Linked DNA regions of Homo sapiens: region 1 is linked to region 2. The links are chromatin loops, found by intact Hi-C in ENCODE. Cell type or tissue: endothelial cell of umbilical vein. All regions are shown on one strand. Each heading gives the region's core, and the rest is flanking DNA. Links, peaks and the distances in the headings are about the cores only. Region 1 overlaps ZNF521 (zinc finger protein 521). Region 2 has its middle 260 kb from the start of SS18.

Region 1 (16,468 bases), core at 4,546-12,545, 520 kb after region 2:
ATGGTTAATAATTTGTGGGAAGATAACTTTGATACTATATAAATATCTACATATTCATAAAATGTTTACCCACTGTTTCTTTCTTTTTTTTTTTTTTGTGATGGAGTCTTGCTCTGTTGCCCAGGCTGGAGTGCAGTGGCGTGATCTCTGCTCACTGCAACCTCTGCCTCCTGGGTTCAAGCGATTCTCCTGCCTTAGCCTCCCAAGTAGCTGGGACTGCAGGTGCATACCACCATGCCCAGCTAACTTTTTGTACTTTTTAGTAGAGACAGGGTTTTGCCATGTTGACCAGGCTGGTCTTGAACTCCTGGCCTCAAGTGATGCGCCTGCCTCGGCCTCCCAAAGTGTTGGGATTATAGGCATGAGCCACCACACTCAGCCATGCTCACTGTTTTTATGTCTATTGCAAGTTCATAATTTATCTATTTGTTAGCCTACTGTTATATTCTTTCTTATTCATTTGTTTATTTGTATATTCATGTTACTGTCATCTCTTGGGTTTTTATTTTATTCAGTGGGTCATAATTCATTACTCTCATTGTATTGATACCCAGATTGCCATAGATCTAGCCAATGGGAGTCCCTTCAAACAGGATCCTGTATGTGTTTAATATGCCTCCATCATTATTTGAGAACTTTAGTTTCTGATGCAAATAGATGCTCCAGAATCATCATGGTCTTTTCTTGTCCTAGTCCTGCAATCAGCCAGCAATTTTTCTTTTCTTTTCTTTTTTTTTTTTCTTTTTTTTCTCCTGGTTCTTTATGAGGACAAAGGTATTTAGAAACCAAGATATGGATACTATGTATGCTCAATGCTATAGGTGTACCATTACTTATGGACTTCAGTAGACAGAAGTAGGAAATGTACATGCATACTTACTATAATATATAATACACTCATAATATGGCTCATAAAATTCACACATATACAAGTATATGCACATATGTGTATTTTTCTCTATCCAATAAAAACCATATGTTCATATTGATACCTCCCATTCAATTCAGTACCTCAGGTACATCCTAGTCTTTTTCCTTGGTGTATTTCTGCTGCCTTCTGTAACAGAGAGAAACCTGGCTTCCATTATCCTTATTAATATGTTTACTCATTTGCCTGAGCCTAGAATATACAGTAAGTAGTTTCAAAATTGCTTGCTGATACCACCATGATAGGCAAACTGAGTTTAATATTTGTTTATAATTGTTAATGCTGTAATTTTTAGTGCCACATTTACATACAGTGAAATTCATAAATTATAAGTATATAATTTGGTGAATTTTGGCAAAATAAATACACCTATGTGACACGCCCTTCTTAAGATATAATTTCTTTCATCCCAGAAAGTTCCCTCATGCTTCTTTCTGATCAATAATGCTCCACTAGAAGTAACCAGTTTTTGAGCTGTTTTAACCATAGATTCATTTTACCTATTCTAGAACTTCTTGTAAATGAAATTGTACGGCGTGCACCCTTTTTTTGTGTGTCCAGCTTCTTTTGTTCAGCATAATGTCTATGAGATCCATTCATATTGTTGTGTATATAAGTAGTGTGTTTTTTATTGCTGTGTAGTATTCCATTATATGAACATATCATTATTTGTTTTACATTCTCTTGTTAGTGGATACTTTATTTTTAGTTTTTGAGTATTATGAATAAAGTTCATAATAGTCAACCTTCTATATGGATCTTTTTGTGGACATATGTTTTATTTCTCTCGTTAGGAATAGAATTGCTGGGTCATTGGGTGAAGGGCATGAGATATGATATGTTTAATCTCTATTAGAAACTTCCAAACCCTTTTTCAAAAACTCCCACCAGCAGTAGATGAGAATTCTGGTTGTCGTACGTACTTGCTAACATTTATATTATCCGTCTTTAATTTTGACATTCTGTTGGGCATTTATTGGTATTTTTTGTGGATTTTCTAGCTCATATATATTTAATTGACTTCATTTAAGGTGTATTTTTCCTAGAACATATCATTTTGGGAAAATCCCATTAAATGCAGATGATTAGTAAGATGCCATTTTCAGTAGAATAACTGGTGCTTTAAACAAAGCTTTGCTCACGTAGAATCAGCACTAACATTAGGATAAAGACATGGGAACTTCAGCGTTCCCACTGGACTGACATGACAGTGTATATTCATCTAGCAAGAAATCATGGCTTTGGTAAGAGTGGGTCCTCTCTCATGTTACAAGTTATTTTAAAATTCATATAATTTAGAAAACAACCTTCAAATTCTGCTTGGTAAGTGGTTAATTTTTACTGAGTGCGTGCCCTATAGTTATTCTTATGTTCAGCTCTATAAAATTGAATCGAAGCAAAAGGCATTATTCCTGTCTCATACAACTTTAATAATACCTGTGCAGGAAGTGCTGAATTTTCCACACATGGTATGGCAAAGATTATGAGTTACATTTTTTAAAAAACTGGTAAAATGTTTGGTTTATTTTGGTCTGAAGCTTTCTGAAAGTAGGGAATCTGTTCTGTGGTCACATACTACAGCAGGTTAGTCAAAGGTAGAAAAGTAGAGGCCGGGCGTCGTGGCTCATGTCTGTAATCCCAGCACTTTGGGAGGTTGAGGTGGGCAGATCACCTGAGGTCAGGAATTTGAGACTAGCCTGGCCAAAATGGTGAAACCCCGTCTCTACTAAAAATACAAAAAAGTTAGCAGGGCATAGTGGCGCACGCCTGTAGTCACAGCTACTTTGGAGGCTGAGGCAGGAGAATCGCTTGAACCCAGGAGGCGGAGGTTGCAGTGAGCTGATATCGTGTCATTGCTCTCTAGCCTAGGCGACAAGAGTGAAACTCTGTCTCAAAAAAAAAAAAAAAAAAAAAAAAGTCTTACTTGCCACTTGTTGAAGCACATGTCCAGAGAGAGTTATCTGATGGGTCTTGTTTTCCTGTTTATTGTTGTTCAGGATTATTTCTTTGGGAAGGTGGTAGATTCGGGAGGCAAAGTGTAAGTGGAGGCCAAGGAGGAAGCGAAAAAAAGGGAGAAATGAAATCAGGAACGATCCATGTTTGTTGAAGGTGTTAATGGTGTAGCTTGAGTTGCCTGAAGGTTGCCCTCCAGTCTGATCTGGAAAAGATTAAAGACACTTGGAAGCATTTTAATTAAAAAAGTAATATGATGCTTTTGCTTTCTTGCTTGGTTAAAGCCTTTTAGTGTAAGTTGGGAGGTCTGACAGTTCCAGTGTTGGCTTCCCACTGCTTGAATTCTCTTCTTGCTGCTTCCCCACCCCCCACCCCCCACCCCTGGCTGACAAAGTGCTGGATTTAGCAAAGGAAGGTATTTTTATATATACATTTTTTTTTTGCCTCTTGGTTTTATTACTTTTTTCTTTCCTTTTTTTTTTTTTTTTAAATTCGTTTTACCTTTTAATTTCATTCAGCCCCATTTGCATCTTTGCTGATTTTCCTCTCATTCCGGTCCTTTCTCCAAGATTCTTAATTTCCCTGTCCATATTTTCCCCTTTCCTTTCTCCCTGCCCGTTCCATGGTCTTATCTTGCTGCTTTCTCAATTTATTCTTTGTTGCTTGTGGATTCCCTTCTATTAATCTTGAAGTCGTTACTGACATGTTTGGCCCTATACCAGCTAGACCATTGCCTGAAGACTTTTTGATGAACAATCTGTGTAAAGAAAGAGGGAATCCTGAGCAGTGTGCTAGAGGGTTAATTATAGAGTATGATTAGAAGTGAAAGCTATCTTACAACTTGTTGATTTGCAAAATAACAGAAAAGGGATATATTCTATGTGCTGATGCCTATGTGGGTTACTCAGGGTAGTTCTGTTATGAGAGAGCCATAGAAACCCTGTCTTAGGTTCTTCCCTTCTTTTAACTGAGGGTTTTCTTGGTAACTTAAGATCTGTTCCTTTGGTGACTTTCATCCCCAAGGGTGACGCACATTCCTTGGAGAGCCTGCCTTGATGAAAACCTATTCACTCCGTATCAAAAGTCTTGAAACTGAGCCAAGGCCAAACGAAGCCTTTGGAGATGAAGGTCAAATACAGAAGAACAAGATGATCAATTCTAGACCCAGATTTGAAAGTCAGCTATAAGATTATGTGCCAGGTAAAATAATGATTAGCTGTCCACGTGGACTGAAATTTTAGACAGTGGATCCTGCAGGGATAAAGAAAATGCGAGCTCACACACACCTCATGGAGTCTGTCACTGAGAGGATATTCTAGTATTTGCATATTTTTCTGGACAAGCATCCTTGTTCTAAGAAAGAACAGAACAGTCCCTGAAGATAGCAAAGGACGTGGTGACACTCACAGATGAGTTCTCTCTCCTTTGTCTCATGGTGCAATTTTCCTGGAGTCTACAGTCCAACATGTATAAGTAAGTTATGTATCATCCCTGCTTGAAGGAATAGGGGGAAAGGTGAAAGAAAAAATTAAGTCCCTCTCTTCAATTTTAGCAATAGATGGAAACCACCTGTCTTGCCCCAGCCTTGCTGTCTTTTTCCTGGAGGCTAAGAAGGCAGGGGAATCAACACTCTAATGCTGTTGGGACTCTCTGATGCAGAAGACAGATTATCAAAATATATATTTAAAGAAGGAAAAGCACAGAGAACCTCTCATTTTACTAATCCACAAACCCTATCATTTCTTGCCAATTCCCTCAGGGGGTGGGGAGGGCTGGAAGCCAGAGGGGTCTCATCACACTGCTCAACAAAGATTTAATAGCAGGGTGCTATGGGGAAGGCTGAGATTACAGAGACTTTGTTATGCTTACAAAACTGAGTAAGAACTAGTATTGTAAATCATCAAAACTAAGCTACACTTAACAGGATAAATGTATAAAGTGCATTTGGTAATACTCTATGCTTGTTGTTCTGAGTCATTTTTCTCTTCTCTCCTGCTAATTTGCAAACTTGAGTTGTCTGTTAAGTGTTCTTTCACATCATTAATGTGAATTGCCTGGGCATAATCGCAGAAAAAACTAAATAGCATTGTGTTAGTTCTTAACCCTCTGGTCTACCATACTATTGGTAGATGAGTGTGTAGAAATATGTGTGGTAGTAATTCTGCTGTAGCTTTGGGGAACATTTGTAGACCAGATATATAAAGCCCTACCCAGGGTTGTAGCTTCTTTACAAATATTCTTCCTGTTCACATTTTTTAGGAAAATGAACTGAATTGATGAGTGGATGTTGTTCGTCAGTGTAAAGTAGTATGTCCATTTAATTTTGTTTTAAATCTTATGAAACTTCCTGGAAGCTTCATACAATTTTTGTAAGCTGAAAACTTTTAGACATCTGGAATATCCTTATTATTTGGCCAAAGAATTTTTTTAAATGTGAAAGTGAGTATACATGTGTCATATGGTTGTGGCAAATTAAAGACTGGTTCATTCCAATGAACAATAAAGTGCTCTAACAGCTAGTTCTGTTGGCAGTGGGAATAAGGGAGATGAGTAGTTTACAGAATGAAGCATCGTTTTCATAAAAGCAGATTGAAACTGCTTAGAACCTTTTTTTTTGCTGTTTTCCTTATCAAACCATTAGTTGAAATAAATTACATGAAATAAATGTGATATTTCAACTTTTTAGTTCATATTAATTAGGCTTAAGGCATTATAAGTTTTATTTGCATATTTCTATATTAATTTCTATATTAATTCATTATTCATACTTTGTTATTAATCATTTAAGTGTTATTAATTTATGTTTCTATATTAATTAGGCTTAAGGCACTATAAGTTTTATTTTCCTGTTTCCTTCCATTTTGATCAGTTCCTCATTTTGTACCTAAAGTATGTCTTTTTTTAGCCTACTTCATTCTCCAAATCTCCCTAAGCCCCCAAAATGCAGTTTCATGGCCTCCATAGATTCCATTCTCCAGCCCATCTCTATATGCATTTTACTTTTAGACTAGTGATTTCTAAATGCACTGTCATAATATGTATTTACTAATACATTACATACATACATGCATTATACAACATTCACAAAAACAGAAATTAAAAAATTAGGTAAAGATGAAATAAACAGGGTTTAAAAATAATTTTATGTTATTTTGGTAATTCATTTTAATGGCTGTTAAAACTGAAAAAAATACTTCACAAAACCTCCAGAGAGAATGTATGTTATTCTTTCCCATGAGGTTGTTATCAGTGGTGGGTATAAGTTCATATTTCAAAGAACTTTCCTGATAATCTCACTTCTGTGCTTTTGTTTTGCCAACTTTCAGTCAGCTCTGATGAAACGGTTTCTCCCCCTCCCCTTTCCCTTTCATATGGTAGGTGACAAGGAGCTTTTACTTGGTGTGAAAGGGCCAGATTTGCTGTTTTCTTGTTGATTACTTGTGCTTGACTATCAGTATCCTGCAGTTTTTTTTTTTGCAGAAAACTTTTAAAAATCAGTTGTCAAAATCTGAGGATTTTGCATGAATTAGATTAGTTAAAATTAAATATTCTGATCCGTAAGTCCAGTTTGCTGGACACTGTAGACTGCATTAGTATGAGATGGGATAAAAGGGGCTGGAGAAGCCAGCCCACCCAGCTGACTGGAGTACTGTTTATCTCCTTGCTCTCAGGAAGGTCTGGTTAGTACCTGGATGGCTATTTCTGATTGGTGTCCGTTCTGATTGGTTTCTGACTATTCAGAGTATCCTCTCTCCTGCACGATAATGTACCCTGTATTTCAGAGACCACTGTTCTTGACTATCACTTATTTCATGAGGTGAAAAACGGCTCACCAAATCTTTGCTCCTCTCAGTTTTAGAGAAAGTGGTGGGGCTGAGTGTGTCACTTTGTTCAACTGTCAGGGCTCCCACCAAGTTCTTCCATGCAGTTACCAAAGACAAAGTGATCATCTATAGTTGGTTCCAACTTCTTTTTTTTTTTTTTTTTTTTTTTTGAGACGGAGTCTCGCTCTGTCGCCCAGGTCGGACTGCGGAGTGCAGTGGCGCAATCTCGGCTCACTGCAAGCTCCGCTTCCCGGGTTCACGCCATTCTCCTGCCTCAGCCTCCCGAGTAGCTGGGACTACAGGCGCCCGCCACCGCGCCCGGCTAATTTTTGTATTTTTAGTAGAGACGGGGTTTCACCTTGTTAGCCAGGATGGTCTCGATCTCCTGACCTCATGATCCACCCGCCTCGGCCTCCCAAAGTGCTGGGATTACAGGCGTGAGCCACCGCGCCCGGCCTGGTTCCAACTTCTGAACCATAGGCTGAGTATGCTTCCTTTTCCGGTTTTGGAGGTAAGGTCAGTTCAATCATTACCTAGTATACAAGCTTTGTTATTTCCACATTGATTTTGCTGCAGCAGAAGTTTTTGAATATTAGTACCTGGTCTGCCATTCTCTTCTTGATATATTTGTAAAATTCGCTATCAAAACATGGATATAAAATAATTATTTTTAGATCTGTTATTTTCTCAAAGCTCTTTGAATGCTTGTGGGTATTGTAATTGGGATTTATGAAAGGACTGTCTGTACTGATGAATATGTTTTCCCAGTATAAGTGATGATCTATTACATTAATTAACTTATTAAAATTAAAAAGTTTGGATCTTGAAAGGGTAATATAAGAAACATTTCTCTGTAATTTTGATGTCCATATTTTATTAGGCATTTTTACTTTTAGCCTGCTTGAATAACTGGTGATTCACAAGAAAGCTACTGATTATGAATGAAAAGTTCTTGAAGGATGTAATCTCCTAGAAATAGAAAATAAATGAGTCTATTCACTTTAATTTTTACAAGTAAAACCTAAGTGGAGAATATCTTATATTAGTTTTAACTGTATTCATAAATCACCTGTTTCTTGACTAATTTGAGTTTTTAAAAATTAAGTCTTTTGAAATGAATAGAATTCAAGAAGAAAATTAGCATTATTTGTCTGTAAATTGTTTTGCCTTAGTTGTGTAATGAATAATGAATATATAATGATCTAACTGTGGTTTCAGGATTCATTTGCCAAAAATTGTAAATAAAATGTCAAGAACACAAGCCATGGGAGAATATCTTCAAGAATTTCTCCCATGTCCTTGATGGTCATTGATGGTAATCAAAGCTGTCAGTTTGTCCGTGTGGAGAAGTATAAAAATTATAAATGAAGGGCTCTATTTGGGATGTGGAGACAGTGGGGTCTCTTTTGTGGGGAAGATGAATTAAAAGAGACCCACTATTTCTTAGGCCCTCTGCAGTCATTTGGTCTATCTTGTAAGCACCAATGTTTAGCTATTTGGATACAGTTGTGTGCACATAAGGGCTCTGCTACCTTTAACATGTTTTCAAATGTGAAATTCAACATGATAAAACTTAAGAGGTTGAATTTTTTTTTTTTTTTTTTACATTTTTGCTTGACTCATGTTGTTTTTCATGTTCTCTACTTACGATGCTCGTGACCTTTATCTGTTTCCTTTTATAAGGAGTGGGTTACTAAAAAAGCTGTTAAAAGTAGACTATTTCCACACCCTTCTCTTTGTGCTAAGTCTGTGTTTGGGGATCTTGTCTTTAGGGAATGGTAGCAATGTCACAGAGATCTATGACCTCTTAATAGGTCTTGGGAGGGGAAAGCAGGAATCATTCTACACTGTGCCTCAGGGCTTAGTTCCTTTAAACTTCAAGGAATTGGACTGGAACTCTTCACTCCTCCTTTCTTTCGGTTTTACCTTCAGGGGAAATTGATCGATTAGAGGTGATTATTCCACAAACTCTGAACCCTTTCCCCATCTTTGTTCCAACTGGAGCTTCTCAAAGTTTAAAGGGATTGTGTCTCCTGGGTGAATTGTAGAATGAATTTAAGTAGGTTATTGGGCAGAACTCTTTGAACACACATTAAAAGTGCTAAAAAATATATTTGGAACAGAAGAAAATATTTGAAGCAAAAGGGTAAGGAAACATTCGTTTCAATATAATTATAATTTAATTATATGGGTTATTTTTGAGCAAAAGATTAGCTGTTAGAATGTAGAATCATAGTGCTTCAAACCAAGAAAATAACAGGGTCAATGCAACAAATGGGCAAATGTTCAAAATCTGAAGGGTGAGTAAGAACCCAATAGGACCAAAGATAATCATAACTGATTGGGCGTATATATGTCCTCTATTAAACACAACAATATTCTATTAATTGATGGCTTTCACTATTTTTTTCAAACTTAATGAGAAAGAATATATACCTATTCTCTTTTGTTTTCTTTGCATGTATAATATATATGCCTTATGGACACTATATCATCTTTGAAATATATTTAATACCACATCAATTTAATCTTTTCCCTCCCTCTTTTTTTTTTTGTTTTCTGTTTTTTGTTTTAAATCTGACTCTTAGACTCTACCTACTTATAGAGCAGAATTAGCTCCCCCTGGTGACTAATTAAAAATGTAGACAAGGATGTTTGGGGTCATGAGCTTCCTTAACTTCAACCTTTAAATGCATAATTAATATTAGTATGTGTATAGTAGGCATGTACACTGAACTATTTTTCAAGTAAAAATTCCAATTAGTCTTGAGAAATGCTGATTTTAATGTCAGTTTATCTATGTAATGAAGACTCATCCATCTTATGTGGCTTTCTTGGAGTTGTGCCCATTTTGATGACCTCAGACATGTTGGTTTTCTGCTGTGGGAGATACTAGAATAGGAGGTAGATATTCAGATCTCTTGTGAACTAGTAACTGGTTATAAAAGCAGAAAATAAAAGTAAGAGCAGCCATCAACTTACCTATCTCTATCATTCTTGCAAAATAAACTTTTATAGAAAAGATTGTCATTGTTAAAAAAATTTAAAAGAAATATTGTTTTAGAAAAAGCACTATTATACATTCAAGCACTAAGATATATTTTTTTGGTTGTGCCAACAAAACATTTTTCCATTTAATTTATGAATTATTTAAAGTGTATATTTTTATTACTCAGATTGCCTTTAAACTTAACTTCTTCTGTTTTATAAAACTGTTCCCCCTCATAATTAAATTATCAGGTTGACAGACTCTTGAGAATGCTTTTATAATCTTTTTAAAAAGAAATCTGTCAAATCTATTATATACTTACTATTTCTTATACCTAATTTTATTTTCTATGCAAAATATTTGCTTTTCACCAGTGTTTTATGCTGGTTATTAAAAAGCCATGTCTTGTGGCTGTATGGTCTGGTTTAATATTTATATTCAATATTACATATATTATCCTGCATTTAAAGGGAAAGATTTACAGTTTTATGTGAGAGCTCATATTTGAGTTGCTCCTTTGTTCCTCTTGTTCTGAATAGTTTTCTACACTTTTCTGCCCCTCTCTTTTTGCTTTTCTTCCTTTTCCAAGGCCACAGTTTTTGGGTACAAGCCTTAGTCCATTGATTTGTTCATTTCTTTTGTTTTTCCACCAAAGTGTCTCTCTGTTGGGAGAAAGAATACCATCTTCTAACCTCAATCATTTCTTACCATCACCTTCTGTGGCCTGCAGAAACCTAAGCGGAGCTTCTCTTGGCGTTATTGATACTATTTTGTCACTTGGACTGAAGCGATGGTTATGAAGCAGATTAGATGAACACAGCATCCCCTTCCCCCAGTTAATTTCTGCCTCCTTCCATTACCGCTAACTTCCTTCTGCAAGCAGTCTGCCTGCCCTTTGCAATTCATTAGTCCCAGTGCCTAGCAAAAGAGCAAAGAACCATGCTTTGCTTTAAGTTTTGCTAATGGTCACTCACAGATGGAGCTTAAGTTGGTGCCTGACAGCTATATAGTGATAGCTTTCTTCTTATGAACACCAGACTACAACTGACAAGTACTTAATAATATAAATATTATTATATTGATTAGATACTGCAGTTTGGCCTAATAAAATGTGAAGTTTAAGGCACCATTTCTTGCTACACTAAGAAGACCATCCACAAGTAATGAAATGAATAGCACCTCCCAGTAGTGTGTTTTCCCAATACCACTATGCATTCATCAGCAATTCAGTTCAATAAACATCTACTAAGATCCTACTCTTTGACCAATAAATCACTGGAATAGAGGTTCCAGCATATTCTGAGAAAAAAAATAATTTTGGAGGGGCTGTGGCGGGTGGGGGGGGGGGGATGTCATTAAGGCCAACTTGGCACATTGGGGTGGTTTCCTGGAGCACATGATGTCTTTGGTGATGAGCAAGAGTTAGCCAGGCCGAGAAAGGGGAAGAGGTGCTTCAGGTCGACAGAAGAGAAAGAATAGGAAAGAGGTATGAAGCAGCATAGAATCTGCTGGGCAATTTTAAGCTGTAGAAAATGTGTAAGATGGAGAATTAATGAGAGAATAAGAATGTATTAGTTATTCATTGTTGCATAATAATTATTCCAAAAGTTTTTGTATAAAAACAACAGCCATGTATTTTCTCAAAGTTTCTATAGGTCAGGAGTTTGGCAGCAGCTTTTCCCGGAGATCCTAATCCAGAGTTTCTAATGAGGTTGCCATCAAGGTGTCAATCAGGGCTACAGTTACCTGGTGGCCTGGATGGGGCTGGGGTATCCACGCTTTTTTTTTTTTTTTTTTTTTTTTTTGAGATGCAGTCTTGCCCAGGCTGGAGTGCAATGGCGTGATCTCAGCTCATTGCAACCTCCGCCTGCCGGGTTCAAGTGATTCTCCTGTCTCAGCTTCCTGAGTAGCTGGGATTATAGGCATGCACCATCACGCCCAGCTAATTTTTATATTTTTAGTAGAGATGGGGTTTTGCCATGTTGGCCAGGCTGGTCTTGAACTCTTGACCTCAGGTGATCCGCCCACCTTGGCCTCCCAAAGTGCTGGGGTTACAGGCATGAGCCACTGTGCCTGGCCTGGGGTATCCACTTCTTAGCTTAATTGTGTGGCTTCTGCCTGAAGACCTATCAGGAGGCTTCACTGCAAGGGCCTTTCTGTAAGGTAGCTCTTGACATGGTAATTGGCTTTTCTCAGAATAAGTACTCTGAGAGAGACAGACAGACAGACAGCAGAGAGAGACAGATACATCAATATGGGAGCTGCAGTGTCTTTTATGACTTCATCCTGGAAGTGGCATAACATTACTTCTGCCATATTCTACTGGTTACACAGATCAACTCTAGTGTATGAGAAAGAATTATACAAAGGCGTGAATACCAGGAGGTAGGGACCATTGGAAGCCATATTGGAGCCAGTTACTGCAATGAACCAGGAAAGGAAGGCAGGGTCTGGAAATGGGGAGGCAATGCCAAGAGCTTAAATTTGATTCTCTGGCCTGCATTTTTCAGACTGCTCTGAGGAACTTCACAGATATCACCCAGCTAGGGGTGGAGGTAGGGAGTTGAGTTAGCAGGGATTCTCCATTCCCTGCAACCAGCGCAGCCCAGGATGAATATTCAAGTCAGATTCCATTTGAGTTTTGAGTTTAGAGGTTTAAGAATGTTCAATAATTACTGTTTTAGGCAGTGGGTAACCATCAAAGATTTTATGCAGGGGAGTGAACACATATTCAGATTAGATTCTATTTTGCAGAGTTAGATTGGAGAAGGAACATTGTGGGGAAAGGATTTGAGATAGGAAGCTCTTGCAATTGTATTAGTAAGAGAAGACAGGATCAAAACCAGTGCAGTGGTCATAGGGTAGAGAGGGTGGCCAAATTCAATAAATATCTAGGAGGTAAAGTCATTCAGATGTAGTAATTGATTAGTTGTGTCTCTGAATTCCTCAGCTGTATTGGGTGGCCATCACTCGATACTAGGAAAAATAAAGAAGCAGGTTTGGAAGTTAGAATGGTGGGTTCCCTTTTTGCTTGTGTTAAATCTGAGATACTTTTCTGGGTAGAATTGTTTAAAGCACCAGTTGTGTACTTAGGCCAGAACCCAAAGGTAGACATCAGGCCACTTACATACTTTTTTTTTTTTTCTTGAATTGTGGTTTAGTTTTCCCTTTATGAGTTGTCTAAGTTTCTCTCCAGCCTTACTCCAATTTTTGTAACATTGTTTCTGATTCAGCTTTTTTTCTTTCTTTTTCTTTTTAGTAAAGAAGGATCTCTTCTTCTCAGATTGATTACTACTTATAAGGCCTCTTGTAGCTGGGATTGTTACAGCAAGTGGAAATGACACCCTACAAATCTTATCTGTAAAGGCAGGACATTTAAAGCATTAAGGCTGGCTAGTGTTCTTGTCTTTCAATATGAGGCATTTTGACATACAAGGTTTAATGCCTTATTGAAATCCAGCAAATGGAAGCTAAGAAGGGTGCTTTAGTCTCACAGGATTAGAGCATGTAGGGTTTTCTTTCCTTTTTGAAAAAATATACCAAGGTCCATCTCCATGGGAAATCTTATTACTAAGGAATTACTGGTTATGCCCACCTTTCCCCCCCAAAAAAGAAATTACCAGACAAATTTAATTTTACTGTTCATTGCTTAGAATCTGTGGCCATCTCGTGAATCTTAACAGGCTGCTTTTATATCTGATTTTCAGACTTGCAGTTTCCCATCATCTCCCTTCGTATTATTTTAATTAAAAATTCCATTAGCTTAAAAAAAATCAATGTAATCATTCAGTAGTAATTAATTCTTACCAATCTTCTAAAGGAGAAATGAATTAACAAAACTTCAAAATGTTCAAATGAGTAAAAAGTGTTGTGTGGTTAATGGGACTGGTAGAAATGTCAGTGTAATGGATAGAGGGGTGGGTTCTGGCAAATGGCTGACTAAATTGCAAATCTCAGTTCTCCCAAAGCTGGTTGTATGTCCTTAGACAGATTACTTAAATGTTTAATTGAACATTTACCTGTAAAGGTGATAACATTGCCTGCCTTTTGTGGTTGTGGCAATTAAATGAGCTGGTAGATGTATCATCATGGCAAGGTGTGTGGCACACAGTGAAGGGATGTGATAAACATTATCTATTATTAGTGTTAGTATTGTTGGTATTATTAAAGAAGGTAGTGTTTCCTGTAAGAGTAACTCACATGAGTCAGATTCCAGATTTGAATATCTTCCAGAATCCTGAGATATTTTGAAAGAATTAGTATGAGTTATTATTTGCCATTCCATCTTAAAATTCTTCCCTTCTAAAATTCAAAAAGAATTAATGTGTTATTGTTGCTAAGGGTAACTGGCCAAATGGAGGAAATGAAAATTAGTTTAATTGCATTCATTACATTTTTAGGAAGGTCTTGATGTCTAACATTCTTTAAATAAAGAATGTTATGTTTTAGGAATAAAGAAGAGAGACCCAGTTTCCCAAACCCAATGAATAAAATTAACGTTTTATTCTAAGTTCTATACAAAATATTAAAAATTAAGGCCCTGTCATCAGTTTTTAGCCTGCACATTGGCATATATAAGAAGATAGTCATGAATGGATATCACTAAAACATTTTATCCTTGTAGCTTATTTATTTAGTAACACAGAATTATCTATGCAACTTTTAGAATGGTTTTAAAAGATTTCTCGTTTTATAAATTAGCTCAAAAATTAGAAAATATATTAATCTGAGTTTAGTACAATGAAAAATATTGATACCTCATTTTTAGTAGGCAAGCGTAAGCATCATGGAATTGGTCTAGCTATAATAGATGTTCAGGTGATCAGTAGTTTGGAAATCATCTGGTCTAAGTGAGTTCATTTAAATATGGGAGATTTGTACTTTTGCTTTCTAGGAAAATAGTGCCTAAAGAAGTGCATTTGTGCGACAAATGACCATAAAGATAACTGCCTGTTTTTGCAGCACATCAAACATATTAAAGAACATACTTATAGTATATGTGTTAGTGTGTTTTGCTATATTCACATCTTTTGCTGAGCATTATGAGGGCACAAAAGAAATGTGAGTCATGAAACCTATTGCCTACAATCTTACTGTGCACTTAAGGCAAGCGTAAACACATGTACAGTATTTGACAATGACAGGTGTACCTGAAAATGTGTGTTGCCTATGGCAGTATATCATTATATACCAGAATGGCTAATATGGATGGTAAATTCTGTGACTCTTCAAAGAAGGGAGTGGCAAATGTTCACAGGAGCTGATAGGAGAGGTCTTGTGGAAGAGGCTGAAGGTGAACTCTGCCCAGAGTAATCATTGGGAAATTAAAGGGAAGGTGTGGGATGGAAGGGATAGGCAGGCGTTCAGGGTAGAAAATTGCAGATGGGTAAAAAGACCCCGAGGTCAAATTCTGGTATCGCCTCAGAAAATAATTTCATAAGCAGTAGAATTCTGTCACAACATTTGCACACTCAGAATATTGAAGAGTTCTCTGGGGGCACTGTGTGTGTAAAAAGTGCTGTAGGTTTGCACACACACAAAAAACCGAATGTAAAGTCAGTTACTAACCTGGAAATAATAAAAATCTGTTTCACATTAGGTTGTCTGATGAGCAGCTTGAAGAGAATCAGGTAGGGTAGAGTTTATGAACAACTGTTGGGAAGTGAGTTAGGTTGTGACAGTTTTAGAATATGCAGAATACAAGAATGTATGGACTACCACATCCAGTCTCTTAATTCAACAGAAATATGTTGAGCCTGTCTCAAAGAGACTGTATTTGATAGTAGCATCTTTTGCCTTAATGCTTTTGTTAAAATGTCATGAAGTGTCTTCAGGTGTAATTTTCATTTAAGTTTTATTCTTACTATGCTATGAACCTTTGGTGCTTATCAAATGTAAATTTTCTTCAGTGAAGGAAGAAATTACTAGCACAGCCATTAATAGTTTAATGAAAAGTCTTATTGCTTCTTAAAATTTGTATTTTCATGGTGATTGACAATTGTTAATTAGTTAATCCTCTGTCGGTGCTCATGAGGTAGGTCAATATTATCTTCATTATAAAATGAGAAGATTGAGAAATCAAAAACTTCAGTGAATTTCCTGAACAACCTATTTCTGTATTGACATGGCAAAAACAAATTGAGTTTACTCTCAGATTATTTTTTTAGTTAACCAAATATCTTTGTGTTGAATAATTGACTATCTCAGATATCTGTTCCTCCCTGTACAGTTAAAAATCCATTTATACCAAGTGTGAGTTTGGGCCCCAAAAAGTAGATTTGATCTATGAGCTTAGATGTCAAAGGTTGAAAGTAGCATTTGGATGAATTCACAAGCTAAATAATTATATATAATAGGAAACCCCAAAATAACAACAGCTTGAATTAGAAAGAAGTTTGTTTCAGGCCAGGCGTGGTGGCTCATGCTTGTAATCCCAGCACTTTGGGAGGCCGAGACGGGCAGATCATGAGATCAGGAGTTCGAGACCAGCCTGGCCAACATAGTGAAACCCCGTCTCTACTAAAACTACAAAAATTAGCCGGGCATGGTGGCGGGCACCTGTAGTCCCAGCTACTAGGGAGGCTGAGGCAGGAGAATGGCGTGAACCCAGAAGGCGGAGGTTGCAGTGAGCCAAGATTGTGCCACTGTGCTCCAGCCTTGGTGACAGAGCGAGACTCCGTCTCTCTCTCACACACACACACACACACACACACACACACACACACACGAAAGAAAGAAAGAGTTTCTTTTTTTTTTCACAGAATTCTAGAGATA
Region 2 (16,468 bases), core at 5,658-13,657:
TACCTTGGAGCCAACAGTCATTACCAAGGGTAACAAAATGTAGAGCAAAAATAGCAAAAACCTTGAGAGTAATGATGGTGTCTATAGACACCTTGAGCCCCTTGGTTGTTGTGTTACGTCAGTACTGATCATTGCTACCTTCATCATTTATTATATTTAGAAAATGAAAACCAGCTGAATGAAAATGATGCCTTTACTCCAGCCACCTGCCACTTAAGGAACCTGGAGGATCAGACATTAGGGAAATTTCATGACATCCCAGGATAAACCAAGGCATGTAAGGATTAAGCAATTTGTTCCAAGTCCAGCTGTGGCTCAGTTGTGGAGAAGAGGCTAGGGCCAGTGGTGTTCCTATTTCCCAGCTCCTTTCTTGCCTTAAGTGTTTAGATGCCACAATGCCTCCCTCCTCCCAATCTAATAAAGTGTAATAGTTTCCAAATATGCACTCTCTTTTTTCTTTATTTATTCCTTTTCCCTTGTTCCTTTTCTTTCAAATGAGTGCAGTTCCTCTTGGAGTAATATTTATATTTTTATCCTTGCTTTGTAGTTGGGGAAATGTGGTTGAGAGCTTTGGCAATGCCCTTGTCTGAGGCAGGGCAAGAGGGAAATGTGCCTGGGATTTATTTTCAACCTCAGATGCCCAGATTATATAATATTCAGAGCAATGTCCTTTGAAAAGTGTGTCTCTTGGAGGCTTCTGGCTCTCTCAATGCATTAAGAGCAATGCTTTTCTACTTAAGAAATGATTTTAAAATCCCCTTTCAACCAGTATCCCAAATGAAATTTCACTTCCATTCAAATAAACTAGGGTTAGAAATTTTAGGATGGGTGCATTAGGAGGTCTGGACACATGAGGGTAGCTGGGGAAATACATGTTAGGGAAGCAGGGGCAATGAATGGGGACTTCATATCCTAATGGTAAATGTAAAATGACTTATTGTAATATATTCCTCCAGTTAATGGCTCCATTCTCACCAGAGCAATTTCTGAAAGGATTTAGTTTTTGTCCCTACTGCTACTGGTCTTGATTTTTGCATAACAAGTATAGCACCAACAATAGCTTCTAAACATACTGCTGTTGCTGGGTGCCAGGCACTATTCTCCATGTTTTAACTCAATATCACAACTACCTTATGAGCCATATATTACAGGTTGAGTGTCCTATCTGAAATGCTTGGGACAAGAAGTGTCTCCGATTTTAGATTGTTTCAGATTTTGGAATATTTGCATATACATAATGAGATATCTTGGGGATAGCATCTGAGTCTAAACATGGAATTCATTTATGTTTCATATACACCTTATACACATAGCTTGAAGATAATTTTGTACAATATTTTAAATCACTTTGTACATGAAACAAAGTTTGTGTTAAGTGTGGAATTTTCCATTTGTGGCACCACGTCAGTGTTCAAAAAGTTTCAAATTTTGGAACATGTTGGATTTCACATTTTTGGATTAGGGATGCTCAACTGTATTATCTGCATTTTACAGATTATAAACTGAGGCACAGAAACTCCAAGTGAATGCCTCTAATTTCACACAGCTGATGAGTGTGAAAGACAGAATTGAAACCTGGGCAGCTGGCTCCAGTCTTGAATCTTCTCTAGATTGCATGGCTAGTCTCTTGGTTCCTTTGGGAGTTACCTCATCTCTTCTTTTTTTCTCTACACCCAATCTGAGTGTAGAGAATTTTCTCACAACACTCCTTCCTTTCTATTCAAACTGCTATTAAAGTCTCCACTATTTCCCTCTGGCCTCCAGCACCTCATCATCCATCCAGGCAGCACATTTATGCTTTCTAAGACATTGCCCTCAATGTAGCTGTCCTCTCACCACAAATCAAAAATGGTTCCCAGTCTCACATTCACAGAGGAAAGTCCCTCTCCTGGCATTGTAGGCCATCCCCGTATGCTGCCAACCCAACTTTCTAACCACATCTCCCATTGTCCCTGCATTGGCAAGTCCAGGAAGGGATTGAACCTGCCAATGCATTTCTGTCTGTGCCTTTGCTCTGCTTGCTTGGAATATCTGTCCTTCTCATCACCATTGTATGTCTTTTTATTCCTCAAAGCTAAGCTGAACCCTCAACTTCTCTTTAAACTTGCCCATCTCTGAACTCCTTCAGAACACATTTATCAAACTTGTGTTTTTCTTAAGATTCTCTTTGTGGCTATTGTAGCTCAGGGACTGAGATGGAAAGAAAAGCTTGTATGTGAAAAACTCCCATTTCAGGTGCATTTTTCCTCTGTTTTGAAAAGACAGAAGGCCATAATATTGGAGATTCAGATGGTGATTGTGTATTGGTTCAAAAGAGTTCATGAGTGAAGAGATAACTTTGTACTGGCTAACTGGATGGACCCAACTGAATGAACCCAACTGTGACAGTGTTGTGATTTATTGTGCTCCTGCCCTGCAGTTAGCTAACATAGTTGAGTTAAAAGGTAATTAGATATTTTATCCTCTGCCTATATTCTAGGAATGTGTTGGCCAATGAGAGAGAAGTGCCCTTTTTCTGAAGCAATGGGAAGTGGGAAGCCAGTTTTCCTTGATGGATAAACTGAGACTGGGGGACATAGGATCATTTCTGAGCCCTGGTCATATGCAGAGACTGCTGTAGAGGCTATTATCTCTATTGTCAAGATGATGCCCTAAGACAAAACCTTATTGTCCAGCATCCCCTGGGAAGGAGAGACAGGGATCTTTGAAGCTGAACTTCAACCATATTTTTTGTCATGTTAGTCATCTTTTCAAATGCATTTACTATTCTCCTTCCCTAGACTGCTCTTCCTGTCATGGTATAAACAGTAATGTTAAGCCTTTGTGCACCTGACACAATTTTAGCACAGTGCTTTGTATGTATGTATTACATACATACATTAAGCAGTAGGTGCTTAATGGATACATTTATTGATAATGGTCAGATCAATGAATTCTATCTTCTTTCCAGACCAATCCAAACTTAATGATCTTCATGCTTGGAGAACTCTTGCTCAACTTTAGACACTATTCTTGTGTCCTTAACACACCTTGAGAAGCATGGCTTCTGCTGTTATTTTATTTTACTTTTGCCTTTTCCACATGTTCTAACGGCTGTTTTATTTTTGAGGCAGCATGTGAACAAAAACACAGAAAGCCAGCTGCCTCAACATTCAAATGAGAGTGCAAATTCCTACTATAAGAGGTGTGGTTATATACTTACTCAAATGCTCACATTGTAAGAAGGAATATAGAAGAATTCCTAAAGATGCCCAGATAAATGGCAGTGAACTCAAAATTCATATATGTTTGTTGAAAGATGCCATGGAAAAGGAGTTTTGATTCTGCAACCACAGTAGGAAGCAACTCGGTTGACTTGGGAGAGTTTTTAAAGGTCTATTACTTCAACGTAGAGATCTGACTGACATAAAGCCTGTGCATTTTATTTATGTATTCATTCATTTATTTATTGAGACAAGGCTTGCTCTGCTGCCCAGGCTGGAGGTCAGTGGCACAATCTTAGCTCACCGTAACCTTGAATTCCTGGGCTCAAGTGATCTTCCCATTTCAGTCTCCTGAGTAGCTAGAAATACAGGCATGCACCACCATGCCTGGCTAATTTTTATTTTTTTCGTTGAAATGGGGTCTTTCTATATCCTAGGCTGGTCTTGAACTCCTGGTGCCTAGTGATCCTCCTGCTTCAGCCTCTCAAAACACTGGGATTACAGACATGAGCCACTGTGGCTGGCCAATGCTGTGCATTTAAAGCAGGCCCAGTGCAGCTCTGTGCAAAGCTATTTTAATTGAGCTGGCTGAGTACAGGGAATGAAGTGTCCAGAGGTGAGCTCCAGGGCCTCGGCCCTCTGTGAGGCTTGCTTCTTTGAGGCAGGCTTGGCTCTTTGTCAGTATTTCTGCTGAGCTCAAGGTGTGTTTATAGAATTGATGCATGTGTTCCCACAAAGCATTTTGAAATTTTTTGAGCAAAAGTTTTCTTCAAACATGTCTACAGAGCTGAGATGAATTTACACATCTATGAATTTCTAGCCAATAAATTCCTAGTGTGAGTTTGCTCATTATTTGTTCATTCATTATTCATTCATTTGTTCATTCATTAATTCATTCAGTGTGCTAAATTCTGAAGCTATAAAAGATGAATGAGATCAACTTTCCTCAAGAATTTTATTACCTAGACAAGGAAGACAGTCACTTACAGAAATGCACTAAAATGTTATAGATGCTGATGAAAGTAGGTATGAGATTCCCCATGTCAATGAAAGAGAGGGAGACAGGAAGGGAGGAAGACTGGCCACTGGGATATGAGGATGGTCAAAGTAATATTCATTGAGGAAGCAATTCTCAGACTGAGCCTTATAAAGATAATGATCAGGTAAACAAGTGAGTAGGCATGTGGAGAAGAGGGCAGAAGCCATGCCAGTGGGAGGGATGAGATATGGAAAGAGTAAGAGACAAGATGATATGATCGATGGGGGTTTCCTGGCCCTCCTTTGGTGTGGAATGGCTGGGGAGGAAAGCACAATGCAGGAGGTGGTAAGAGGGGCTGAGGGGGTTTCGGGTCACACTCAGAAGGGTCTTGTGTGCCCTACTCAGGAGTCTGTACTTTGTTGTTTAGACATTGGAAGTTGTTTTTTTTTTTTTTTTTGAGATGGAGCTTGCTCTGTTGCCCAGGCTGGAGTGCTGTGGGGTGATCCTGGCTCACTGCAACCTCTGCCCCCTAGGTTCAAGCAATTCTTCTGCCTCAGCCTCCCAAGTAGCTGGGACTACAGGCGTGCCACCACGCCCAGCTAATTTTTTTGTATTTCTAGTAGAGATGGGGTTAGGAACAAGTAAACCCAGTGACCAGATATTGGTTTTTAAATATGTGTTAGCCAGGTTGGTCTTGATCTCCTGACCTCGTCATCTGCCCGCCTCGCCCTCCCAAAGTGCTGGGATTATAGGCGTGAGCCACCGGGCCTGGCCCTGTTTGTTTTTAAACTAAAGATTTTATTCACATTTTGTCAGTTTCCCCAAGAATGCCCTTTTCCTGTTACAGGATCAAATTCAGAATCTCACATTGCATTAACTGTCCCATCTCCTTACTCTTCTCCAATCTGTGGCCATTCCTCAATCTTTTCTTATCCATGACTTTGACACTCTTGAGGAGTCTGGGTCAGGTATTTGTAACATGTCCCTCAATTTGGGTTCATCTGATATTGTGTCATGATTAGCCCAGGCTTATGGATTTGGGGGAAGAATGCCACAGAGGTGAATTGCCCTGTCAGTGCATGGTATCAGGGGATACGTGAAATTAACACAACTTATTACTGGAGACATGAACCATGACCACTGGTTAAGGTGATGTCTGTCAAATTTCTCTACCACAATGTTACTCTGGTTTGTGTGTGTGTGTGTGTGTGTGTGTGTGAGAGAGAGAGAGAGAGAGAGAGAGAGAGAGATGGGGGTCTCACTCTGTCACACAGGCTGGAGCATAGTGGACCAATCATGGCTCACTGCAGCCTCGACCTCCGGAGCTCAAGTGATCCTCTTCCCTCAGCCTCCTGAGTAACTGGCACTACAGGTGTGCACCACCATGCCCAGCTAATTTTTGCTATATTTTGTAGAGACAGAATTTCGCCATGTTGTCCAGGCTGGTCACGAACTCCTGGACTCAAGGATTTGCCTATCTTGGCCCCCCAAAGTGCTGGGATTACAGGTGTGAGACAACACACCCGGCTACGATGATATTCTTTTTCCCTTTTCTTACTCTGTTTTTTAGAAGTCACTAAATTCAGCCCACACTCAAAGGGAGGGGTGTTAAGCTCCACTTCCTGGAGAGAGGAGTATCAAATAATTGGTGGACATATGTTAAAACAACCACAGTAATTAATAAATATTATAGAGGAGATAATTTGAGGCTATGCAGATATCTTGTTTCTTCTTAATATTTCACCTCCTAATTTTAGTATTCATCAGTGAATCTTGCCTGAAGCAATCATTACTGTGGTGTCCTAATAGTGATTTTCCTCTTTATTATTCCTTTTACATTTATTATTTGGAATTCTTCTGTAAGGAATATTTGTCCTTTCTTCTTCACTTATTTATTTATTCAGTCATTTATTTATATCAGTATGGACTCACAGATACTCATTTAATTCTTTGGATATCCTTTGGGTTATAACCAATGCTAGTGTTAATTATTTTGTTTCTTCAATCATTCTTGCTCTGGCCATTGGGAATTCTTTGAGGTTGTCTCCTGTGTCATTTTGACCTGCCCTTGTCATTGTGGCTGTGGTGTCTCTGAGTGTGTTTTGTGCACTTCCTTACCTTCTGGCATTGCAAGATGCTCCAGGCTCATATTGTGTATGTTGTATCTTCCCTGTCTCAGCCCTGGAATCAGCCATTTCTCCAGAGAGGCTTGGTTGCATATATTGAAGAATGGTATTTAAAAACCAATATCTGGTCACTGGGTGTGATTGTTGCTGCTGTGTCACTGCTTCTAAGTTTTTAAGTAAAGAAATAATATAACTGTAATTGGAGAATGTCCTGGCAGGCAATTGTCAGGGGATACTGCAGGAGACGGTGAGGACACCATGCTGATTGATTGCCCTGGCAAGACAGGAGGATGTACTGAACCTCGGCAGTGGCAGCACCAGTGGAAAGGAGGGTGAGGGAGTTTGTGGCTCATCTAGACATTGGTCTCCAGCAGTTATAGCCTGAGTCCTACTCTGCTACTTGCCGGCTATGACCTTGGACAATATGAATGTCCTTGGACAAGTCATTCGACCTTTCTTTGCCTTAGTTTCCTCATCTAAAAAAAAAAAGCTAACAACACCTGTTGAGAGAATCAAATGAAAGAAAATGTGAAAATCCTTGGCGATTCCAAATCACTGTCCCAATGGGAGGAACTTCAGTGTAACAGCTTTTCCCTATGCTTTTTTTGCTAGTGAGGGTCTAGCTGCTTAGGGAGGCAAAGGAGAATGGGTATTGTCATGGCACAGGCAGGAGAAAATTGCCTAGAAAAAGGCTGAATACATCCAGCCAATCTGGGTGTAAACCAGAAATCTGCAGGTCCCGGGGGAGCAGAGCAAAGCCATAGAACGTATGCAAGGCAGCAGTGACCAGCAAAGGGTGACAACCAGGTGGGAGCTTTTGCCCAACAGCTTCTGCAGAGTTCCCAGGGCGTTCAGGGGTGGTTCCCCAAGCATGGCTGGCCTGGGGCAGTGCCGCCTGCTTTAGCCAGGCACCACGAGGCTATAGAAGGATGTTCATCGGAGACGCTTGACTTCACTGGGGCAAAAAAGGTCACAAAGCATATTTCTGCTCACCCTTGCAAATTAGGATGTATGGTCTGGAAATGACTTTTTCTGATTTGTACTTACACGGTGTGGAAAACATAACAGTATGCCCTTGTGCTGTAGCCCAATATCCCAGGCTGCAGAGGTCTTGCTGTTAGCTAGCCAAGCGCCCACTCTAAGACCCAAGATGTCTTGTGTTTGAGATTTAAGTAATGTATTCCAAACCATTGTGGAGCCCTCAAGGAGGGCTTGAGAAGTGAGTGGTTTTTCTGTTCTGTTCCACGCCTAAGCCTCCCACTGTTTATCTCAGAAGTGTGGGCCCTGGTCCAGCACCCTCACCATAGGCAGAGGGACTTCCTCCTCCCTTCTTCCCATCCCCTTCTCCCCCATCCCTCCTGGGGGCCTTTCCTGTGTCCTTCATCTCCTCCTTGGTTCACTATGCTCAGGAGCTCGCTTCTTGTTCCCTTGCTCTCTGGCTTCTCACTACCTCTCAGGACGCTGAGGGAGGGCTGGGGTGGGGTGAGGCGGGGAAGATGTCTTTAGTGGTTCTGCCCTTGGGATGAATTATCTGCAAAATAATTACATCTTCCCAAGGCACAGGCTAACAATCCTGTGGGGAATTAGGCTGAAAGGGGCCTCGGTGTCTTCCAGCAATATTTGTTTAGTATGTGCAACTCCTAGGAGGAGGAAGAGAGAGGAAAATATACATTATTTCTAAAGAATAAGATAATACCTAATTGTCTTAGGTTATTTGGACTGCGATAACAAAATGGCTTAGCTTGGGTAATTTATAAACAACAGAAATTTATTGCTCACAGTTCTGGAAGCTGGGAAGTCCAAGATCAAGGCGCTGGTACATTCCGTGTCTGGTGAGGGCCCACTTCTCACAGATGATGATTCTAGCTGTATCCTCACATGGGGAAAGGGGCCAACAAGCTCCCTCAGGCCTCTTTTTTTTCACAGTTAAAAATTTTTGGTTGACACATAATTATACAAATATATTGGTTACAGTGTGATATTTCAATACTTGTATGCACTGCATAGTGATCAAATTAGGGTAATAAGCTTATCCATCACCTAAAATAGTATCATTTCTTCTTACTGGGGAGATTCAAAATTCTCTCTTCCAGCTATTTGAAAATATAGAGTAAATTGTTGTTAACTATAGTCACCCTACAGTGCTATAGAATGCTAGAACTCATTCCTTCTATCTAGCTGTAATTTTGTATCCATTACCCAACTTCTCCCTATCCCTGCCTTCCCCTACCCTTCCCAGCCTCTAGTAACCACTATTCTACTCTCTACTGTGAATCAACTTATTTACCTTCCACATATGAGTGAAGATGTGCGATATTTACCTTTCTGTGTCCCTCAGGCCTGTCGCATCGAAGCACTAATCCCATTCATGAGAGTGGAACCAGCATGACCTAATCACGTCCCAACGGTCCCCTCCTTTAATACTACCACATTGGAGAGTAGGTTTCAACATATGAATTTTGGGGACCACCAGCATTCAGACCATAGCATTGAGTGTGTTCAATATTTGAGGCTCTTTGTGCATGAAATAGTCTCAGTATTCCCATCATATAGGCACCATTATTATCCTCATTTTATCAATGGGGAAACTGAGGCTCAGAGAGGTGAAATAACTTACCCATGTCTCACAGCTAGTAAGGGACAGAGCAGGGTTTCAAAATCAGGTCAATCTCTCTTCAGAGCCTACACAATGCCTCCATACAAAGCTACAGAATGATATCTCATATGGTAAGAAATTCTAGGATGGATGTGCATGTCTGAGATCAGAAATGTCTGAGAAAATTGGGGATAAGTGGGTGCCACGAGAGAGGGCATCTGCATCTGAGTAACAGACAGATAGACAGCAATCTGGACAGAACCAAGGCCTGGCTGGGGAGGCAGTTCTGCTGCCACATGGGGGCGCATGACCCCATTCCCTGCACTGCTGGCTATGGCTCCCGAGCCCACTATTTTTCCTTACACAACCTAGCAACTGTTCTTCCACAGCTGCTCCTTTGGTTCAACTTTCCAATACAGCATAGTCTTTTACATAATTTAGGGACTTCTTTAATTTGCTGGGTTTATAGTCCAGAAGGTTTCTAGGGGAAATTTCTTGTAAGTGGGCACTTGAAGTCCAAGGCCTAATGATTTCTCTTTACTTTTTTTTTTTTTTGGTCTCTGAACCTGGATAGGAATGATCTGTTGACATTTTGATCATATAGAGGACATACCAAATTTTGCATTTGCTGAAAGCAGAAAATATTTGCATGCAAAAGAACCAGAAGGTTTGAGATATTCACATTGTACATACCTAATATTTTGAACAAATACCTTTTGCTGCGTAGTAAACAAACCCAAAACTTATTGGCTTAAAAACAACTTAATATCATCTCTCCAAATTCTGTGGATTGACTGGACTCAGCTGAAAGATTCTTGCCAGGAGTGTCTCATGTGATTGAAGTTAGACACAGCTGAGGCTGGAATCAGTTGAAGGCAGGAGACTCAAGTGGCTTCTTCACCCCCATGTTTGGCACTGCAGCTGAAGGCTGGCTTGGAGGAGGGCAGACCAGACATTTTTCTCTTTCCATGGGTCTGTCCTTAGCATGTTGTCACAGGGTAGTTGGACTGTGACACACTAGACAGCTTCCCCCAGAACAAAATCTTCAAGGTTGCTTATGACATAACTTTGGAAGCCATTCCAAGTGATTCTGTCACATTCTCTGGATCGCACGTTCTCTGTGGAAAGGGACTATATATTACTCATGAATGACAGGAGGCGTGATTCACTGCGGGGGGCGGGGGCATCTTTGAAGAGTGATTACCTTAGTTTGCACCCTGCTGCCAATAATTCATGTCCCTCCACGTGCAAAATACACTCACCCCTCCCCATAACACCCTGTCCTCCTCCCCAAATCTTGTTTTATTTAGGCATCAGTCTCATTATCTATTCTATGTAACAAATAATCCATGACCTATTCTCATTACCTATTGCTATATAACAAAGCACGCCATAAGTTAGTGTCTTAAAAACAACTACCACTTTATTATTAGGATTCTGTGGATTGTTAGAGCTCTGGGCAGTTTTGCTGCCTGTAATCTTGGCTCAGGCTCTGGCCATCCAAGGCTTGGCTGGGCTGGAAAGTGCAGATGACTCACTACATGGCTGGCCTTTGAGACTTGCAGTCCAGGTCTTTAACAGAATGAGAAGCATGGGTAGCCCTAGGCTGTGCCTTGTGTAGTTCAGGACTGGTTTGGACCTCTGTCTGGGCCACAGTCAGACTAATCTCAGCCAGTAGACACGTGACTTGCAGGAGATTTCCTTCAAGCTGAATATATATATAATATATATAAAAATATATAAAATATAAAATATATAATATATATAAAATATATAATATATTAAAAAATATATATATAAAATATATATATTTTGTAATTGGTTGGTAGGGCTACAGGGCACCCAGAACTGAATGGGTGAGTACTTCCAATGGCTATCTTGCACACTCACCCTTACTTCAGCCTTCACTAGCTGCTTTAGAAATCACCATGGTGTATATTTTCTCTCTTTCACTCATGTGCTTTCTGTCTTCCGTTCATGGTGACCAGCAGTGAGAAGATTTGGTGGAAAATGTGTATATCGTAAAGGAAACCCATTAATGCTCAACCATTGCCACAATTGCCAGTGCTCCCCCACTCCATCCAGCTAACAAGAACTGTTAGTATCTTGTTTGCCCTCTTGTTACAATCCATAAACGTATGTGGAGTTTGCACAGTTAATCTTGGAGAGCACCTTGCTAGATATGGTGAGAACCAGAAATAGTTCTCCACCCTGAAGGGCTTATTGTACCATAAGGGAGAAAAGACGAATGTACAAGAAACTTTATCATGTTGTGATAAAGAATGAGGGCTGTAGGAAAGTTACAAAAACTCCATGTTGTAGGAGGTCAGAGGACAGAAGAATTCCACTCCCGTATTCTGGCTTTGACTCTCCTTCTAGCTCTAAACAGATGTTTACATTTCACACTCCACTTTCCCCATATAGATAATAAGGAAAACATAACTCCTTTTACAAGTATCACCGAGGAGCAGTGAGAGTCTGTGACAAGGTATCTGTAAAGGTTTGGGATTTTATTTTTGTAGAGTCCAAACACATCTTTAACCTTACAGGTGCTTGGGATGGAAAGAGGAGGTAGAGTGGTTTAGATATGTGTATGTACATGTGTATATGTGCGTGTGTGTGTGTGCGCATGTGCATGTGTGTGACAGTCATGCTCCAAATGAGGCCTCAGGGGGTAATAAAAAGAGGGCCTGCTGGGACCACCAATTTCTTTTTCCCATCTGTGATGGCTGGGGCCCTGTGCTTCACACTGGGAAGGGTATTACTGAACTCTCCTCAGTCTTGTGGTGCGGTCGCCTTTAATTCATATTTGCATGTGTCGTGAGACCAGCCAGGCAGCTGAACACTGCCCAGGAGTGGAGCTTGTGATGATGGAGAGAAATGAAATCACTGTTTAATGAGAATTGGTGAGATAAGGTCCACAGATGGACCATTCGGAGGGCTGTGTTTGAACCACGGTATCCCATTCATTTTATAATACACCTTACTGTGGGCTTAAATTGCATTCTTGGAAAATTTAGCCCAGCATGACTAGTTCTTGTTAGAATAGCATCACTCACCTAATGTTGTGTTCAATAAGCCTGTTGCATAAAAGGTTATCATGTAATTTTTATCATTATAAGTCTCCAGTGCTTCCAGAACTTACCTTCAAAAGAGTGAAAATGATATTTCATATATCCACAGTTGTATTTCAAAGTAAGTTCTAAAAAGCCACATGCCTCAGTTTACCCTTTGGAATTTGCCTATCTTTTTTTTACAGCGTTATTGTTATAAATCAACTTTCTAAAAGAATATACCAGTGATATTTGCCTATAGCTTTCAAGCTTTGATTAATGTTTTAATGGTGTTTGTCCCTATTTTAATCCATGTAGTATATTGAACTAAGCCTGGGGTTTAGAGTTAGATGAGCTAGGGTCTGAATCCCAACTCTTCCCAATTACTAGCTGTGATGATGGTTAAATCACATAGTGATTCTAAGCAATCATTGTCAATGGAGTTGAAAGGATTTAAATTAAGGTAGGTACAAAAGGCATAGCACACTGCCTATCACATAGTATGTACTCAATAATCAATTTCAGCTATTATTATTGTCATCAGTAAGAATGACAAAATGTGTGCTTTAGACCTCTAAACAGCTTGACTAGATCTTTCTCTGAAAATTTCACCTTGCTTTGTTTCATTTGTATCTGCAGAGTCGCTGTTCTTATCAGAAGAACCATTATGCACAGCTAATTTCAGGTTCATGAGTTCTTAAGCACAGTGGGAAACTAATAAATCAATTAAACATATATTTCATAAGAGATTGCTATATTTATATGTGCATACATAAATATAATTTTAACAATGAAAAGTAGCTTGTCATGAATAGTTTATTTCATGAGATAAAAATAAAAGGAAAACAATAAACACTACTTCAAAATGCAATGCTATGTAACACAGAAATGAAATTCCACAAGATCTTGTGGTTCTCTGTGTTACATTCAAAAAGAGTAACAGATAACAAGATGGCTGGCCACAATGTGAGATATACTGTTGGAGAAAATTGTCCAGTGTTTTGAAAGGAAAGGAAAAGCCTTCTAGGAATTTCTCATCACAGAGAATTTAGACTGAAGGAATTTGCCACGGTGTTTTCTGAATAGCCTTAGAATTTTATATTGGATTTAAAAATTGGGTTAGGGAGGGAGTGGCTCCTCAGAATGAAGCTTTTCCAGGCTCCCTTTTACTTTGTTTTTGCCTGGGGCATTATTTTTTGTTTGCCAAGACCAGCTGCTTCCTCGCTAGCCAGGTTTCCGTTTAGTGGCCCAGGGCGGCTTCTCTGATGTCGGGGAATTTGCCCCTCTGAGGTTGGAGCGGGCAGCTGTGTGTCCCCAGGCTGGGCGAGGGGGCTGAGCTGCCTGGAGGCCTGGATGGCTGCATTCTGCTGCCGCACTTTCACCGGTATCTCTTCGCGGATCTTCAACAAATGTGACCTCTGCCAACCTCGTCTGAGCTCATCAGCTCTGCTGCCTCTGGGACCCAGGAGGGAGACAAAGGGGGCTGGGTCAGCGTTGGATGCCAGCTATTTTTTTCCACATGGTCTCTGGGAACAGTTAACTAATCATATCAGACCCAAAAATGATTTAAACCTTTCCTAGCTACTAAGCACGGGAACTGTTGCTGGCACACAAACAAATCCCAAACTATCTCAACATGATAACACAAGCTTTTTAAATTTTAGAGTAAAATGTATCATTAATCAACCATCAACAAGTATTCATTCATTTATTATGTGCTGTGCTCTGTGATGTGGGGGAGACAGAGTGGAAAGCTCAGCCTTCTCTGAACGAGCAGGTTGGATCATTGTGGGTAAAGCTGGTCCTCCACCCATCCTGGATGGACCCCTTTATTACAGAAATGTTGTTAGGGGTTGAATTGCATCCCCTGAGATTTATTTGTTGAAATCCACACTTCTCCCTCCCCTGTACTGCAGAATGTGACCTTATTTGGAAATCGAGTTGTTGCAGATACAGTTAGTTCAGGTGAGTCATACTACAACAGGGTGGCCCCTAATCCAATATGACTGGTGTCCTTATAAACGGGGGAAATTGGGACACAGACATGCACACAGGGAGAATGCCATGTGGACACTGGAGTTATGTTGTTCTAAGCCAAGAAACTGTCAGAGCTGGAAGAGAGGCGAGAGCAGATCCTTCCCCAGTGTCTTCAGAGAGAGCAGGGCCCTACTGACACCTTGATTTTGGATTTCTGGCCTCCAAAACTGGGCGAAAACACATTTGTGTCTTTTAAGCAACTATTAGTATTACTTTGTTATGGCGTCCCTAGCAAACTAATACAAATGCGAGGCTATGTGTCCACCCAATTTTATTGGGGAAAACTGTCAGCTTGCCACTGACTTGGAGCACAGTCTGGGCAGCCTCTTCTCCGTTCAGCTGATGCTCAGCCCCAATGTCACCACTGAGACGGGCCTTCAGGACTGCCTTACCTAAGCAGGCCCTGCGCTCTCCATCCCAGCACCTTGCTTCATTTCCTCTCTGACTCATCACTACCTGAAACAACCTTGCTTATTTTTCTTGATTTTTAAAAACTGTCTATTTTCCACACCAGAGCTTCTGCTCCAGCAGGCTTCTGTCAGTCTGTCCCATGCTTGGCACATAGTAGGTGCTCAAAAAACACTTGTTGCAAGAAGAAACAAATGAAGAGGTAAAGCTTCATTTGGGAATATGATTTTTTGTGTGTAGACAGAACTGTGCATCTGGGCACTGCTGATCCCACCCCCTCCCACCCCCACTTCTTTCCTTTTCTCTCTGTTAGGGCTGGGAGCAAAAGTCTGGGCTTGCTGCATGGACACAGACAACACAAGCCTGAGTTGCTCTTGCTCTGCTGTGGATGAGTGTGGTTTTGTTTGGTTTCACACTTCATTTTGTCTCTGAGCTGCAGAGGACAGCTGGTCAGCTCTCAGTCCTGCTTTGCCACCTCTTGGAAAGGAAAGGCAGTGAGAGGAAACTAGACATGCCAGCCAGGCTAAGGATGAGGGCCTCAGGACTCCCACATGGAAGAAACCCACGGAGGAAGGAGGTTCTGCCAGATCTGCCTCCCTGTGTTCACAGAGTCTCTGGACCTCTAGGTGTTGCACCCAGGCTTTTGTAGTTCACTCTTGAGAGGAAGGAGCTGCCAGGCCCCTGGGCTGTGTAGGGCCAGGAGTGAAGGCTGGGGGCCATGTGTGGGCATATTTAAGCCAGCCAAGGCCTCAGAAAGTGAGGAAGGGGGGCTTTGGGAGACTTCGACTTCCTGCCTTTGAACCTCAGACAAACCTAAAAGGCCCTCGGAAACACTATTTGCTCACGGGATGATAATGTGGCTGTGTTTGTGTTCACCAGCTAGTGAGATATGGAAGGTTTGGACTGAAATGACAGGCAGTGGGTGGAGGGGCCTCCTGAGGAAATACTTCAGATAAATACTTCTGGGATAAGATCCTTGACCAGGGGTGAAAGTGGGAACAAAGATGGAGAGGTTTACATAGACTATATGCTGATTAAATACTGTTTTTATTTGTATGTGATTTACGTTTTACCTACTTCCAAAAAGGATTGGAGGGGGATGACTAGTTGAAGGTGAAGGATGAGGTAAGAATGACTCCAAGTTCTCAAGCCTGAGTGATGGAGAAAAAGAGGGTGTCACTATCTCAGGCAGGAAGAATGGCTGGGAGGAGAAAATATTTGTGAGCAGACAATGATGTGTTCGGTTTTGGATTTGTCACTCTTTAGGTGATGAAGAGACATTCAAATAGAAAAATTTACTAGACTGTTGCAAACATGTTACTCAGAGAATCCCTATCTTTGATAGGCAGGCTGTCTGCAAAAACAAATCTATGTGATTAGTACAGAAATAGGAACTCCTTAATTTATAGCCGTAGCTATTGTTTGCTTCTCACTGCTTTTAGTGTCATATCTTTGCTCCGAAGGAGTTGTAATTTTGAGTATCACATGCATGGGTGAGCACACACACGTGCGCACACACACACTCTCTCTCACACAAACACACAAAGCCTATTTGCTGCAGTTGTATCCCGGAGTCTTGATACTAAATTGCTCAAAGTTTTGCTTTCCTGTGTCCTGGGAGAGCCCTTTGGTCTTCTGTCTTGTCTCCCTGAAGCCACTCGCTTCAGCTCCCCGACAGGCACTTCCGTGTATCCTTCTGTGATCTCTCCCTTGTTTGTGTCTTGAGTAGCAGAAATGCATTCCGGCAAGACTCACCCCTTTGCTGTGACAGATTGCTACACTGCAGAGCCCATTCAAATAACTTTTCTTTTGCCTGCCTGCATTCTCAGAGAAGCTTTTAGTGTCCTCCTTGGAAAACCACATGAAACAATGTGAGCTATCCAGGGTAAGAGCTCAGCAAATGAGTACCAAGTTAGGAGTTCGAAGCAAAATAAAGAGGTTATAGCCAGGAGAAGTTTCCAAGGTTGCTGACGTGTAAAAATGTCTAATTGGCAAGTGTATTCTCCTTAAAGACTCAGAAGAGGAGGGTATCGATCTATTGCTGCCCTCTAGAACAGATTCTTTTG

What was found. Hi-C counts contacts between places; a loop is a spot of excess contacts. Peaks named below come from ENCODE experiments on the same cell type or tissue, not always from the same donor. Only the 100,000 strongest peaks of a DNase experiment are listed, where the experiment ranks them.
Region 1: a loop joins it to region 2, with 8 times the contacts of the local background. A loop is called at or near these places in 2 of 110 quality-filtered maps.

What each region holds. Positions count from the first base shown.
Region 1 is chr18:25,303,225-25,319,692 of GRCh38, reverse strand. All of the region lies in intron 3 of ZNF521 (zinc finger protein 521), which reads left to right. Among named protein-coding and RNA genes, the nearest start is that of ZNF521, 41 kb to the left of the region's middle. In endothelial cell of umbilical vein, for the core only: no CTCF peak of the experiment used is centred there; a DNase peak (open chromatin) is centred at 9,452.
Region 2 is chr18:25,824,951-25,841,418 of GRCh38, reverse strand. No RefSeq gene overlaps it. Among named protein-coding and RNA genes, the nearest start is that of SS18, 260 kb to the left of the region's middle. RefSeq lists enhancers at 12,821-13,320, 13,321-13,822. In endothelial cell of umbilical vein, for the core only: a CTCF peak has its summit at 9,191 (motif pointing right); DNase peaks (open chromatin) are centred at 9,228 and 10,428; H3K27me3 peaks cover 480 bases.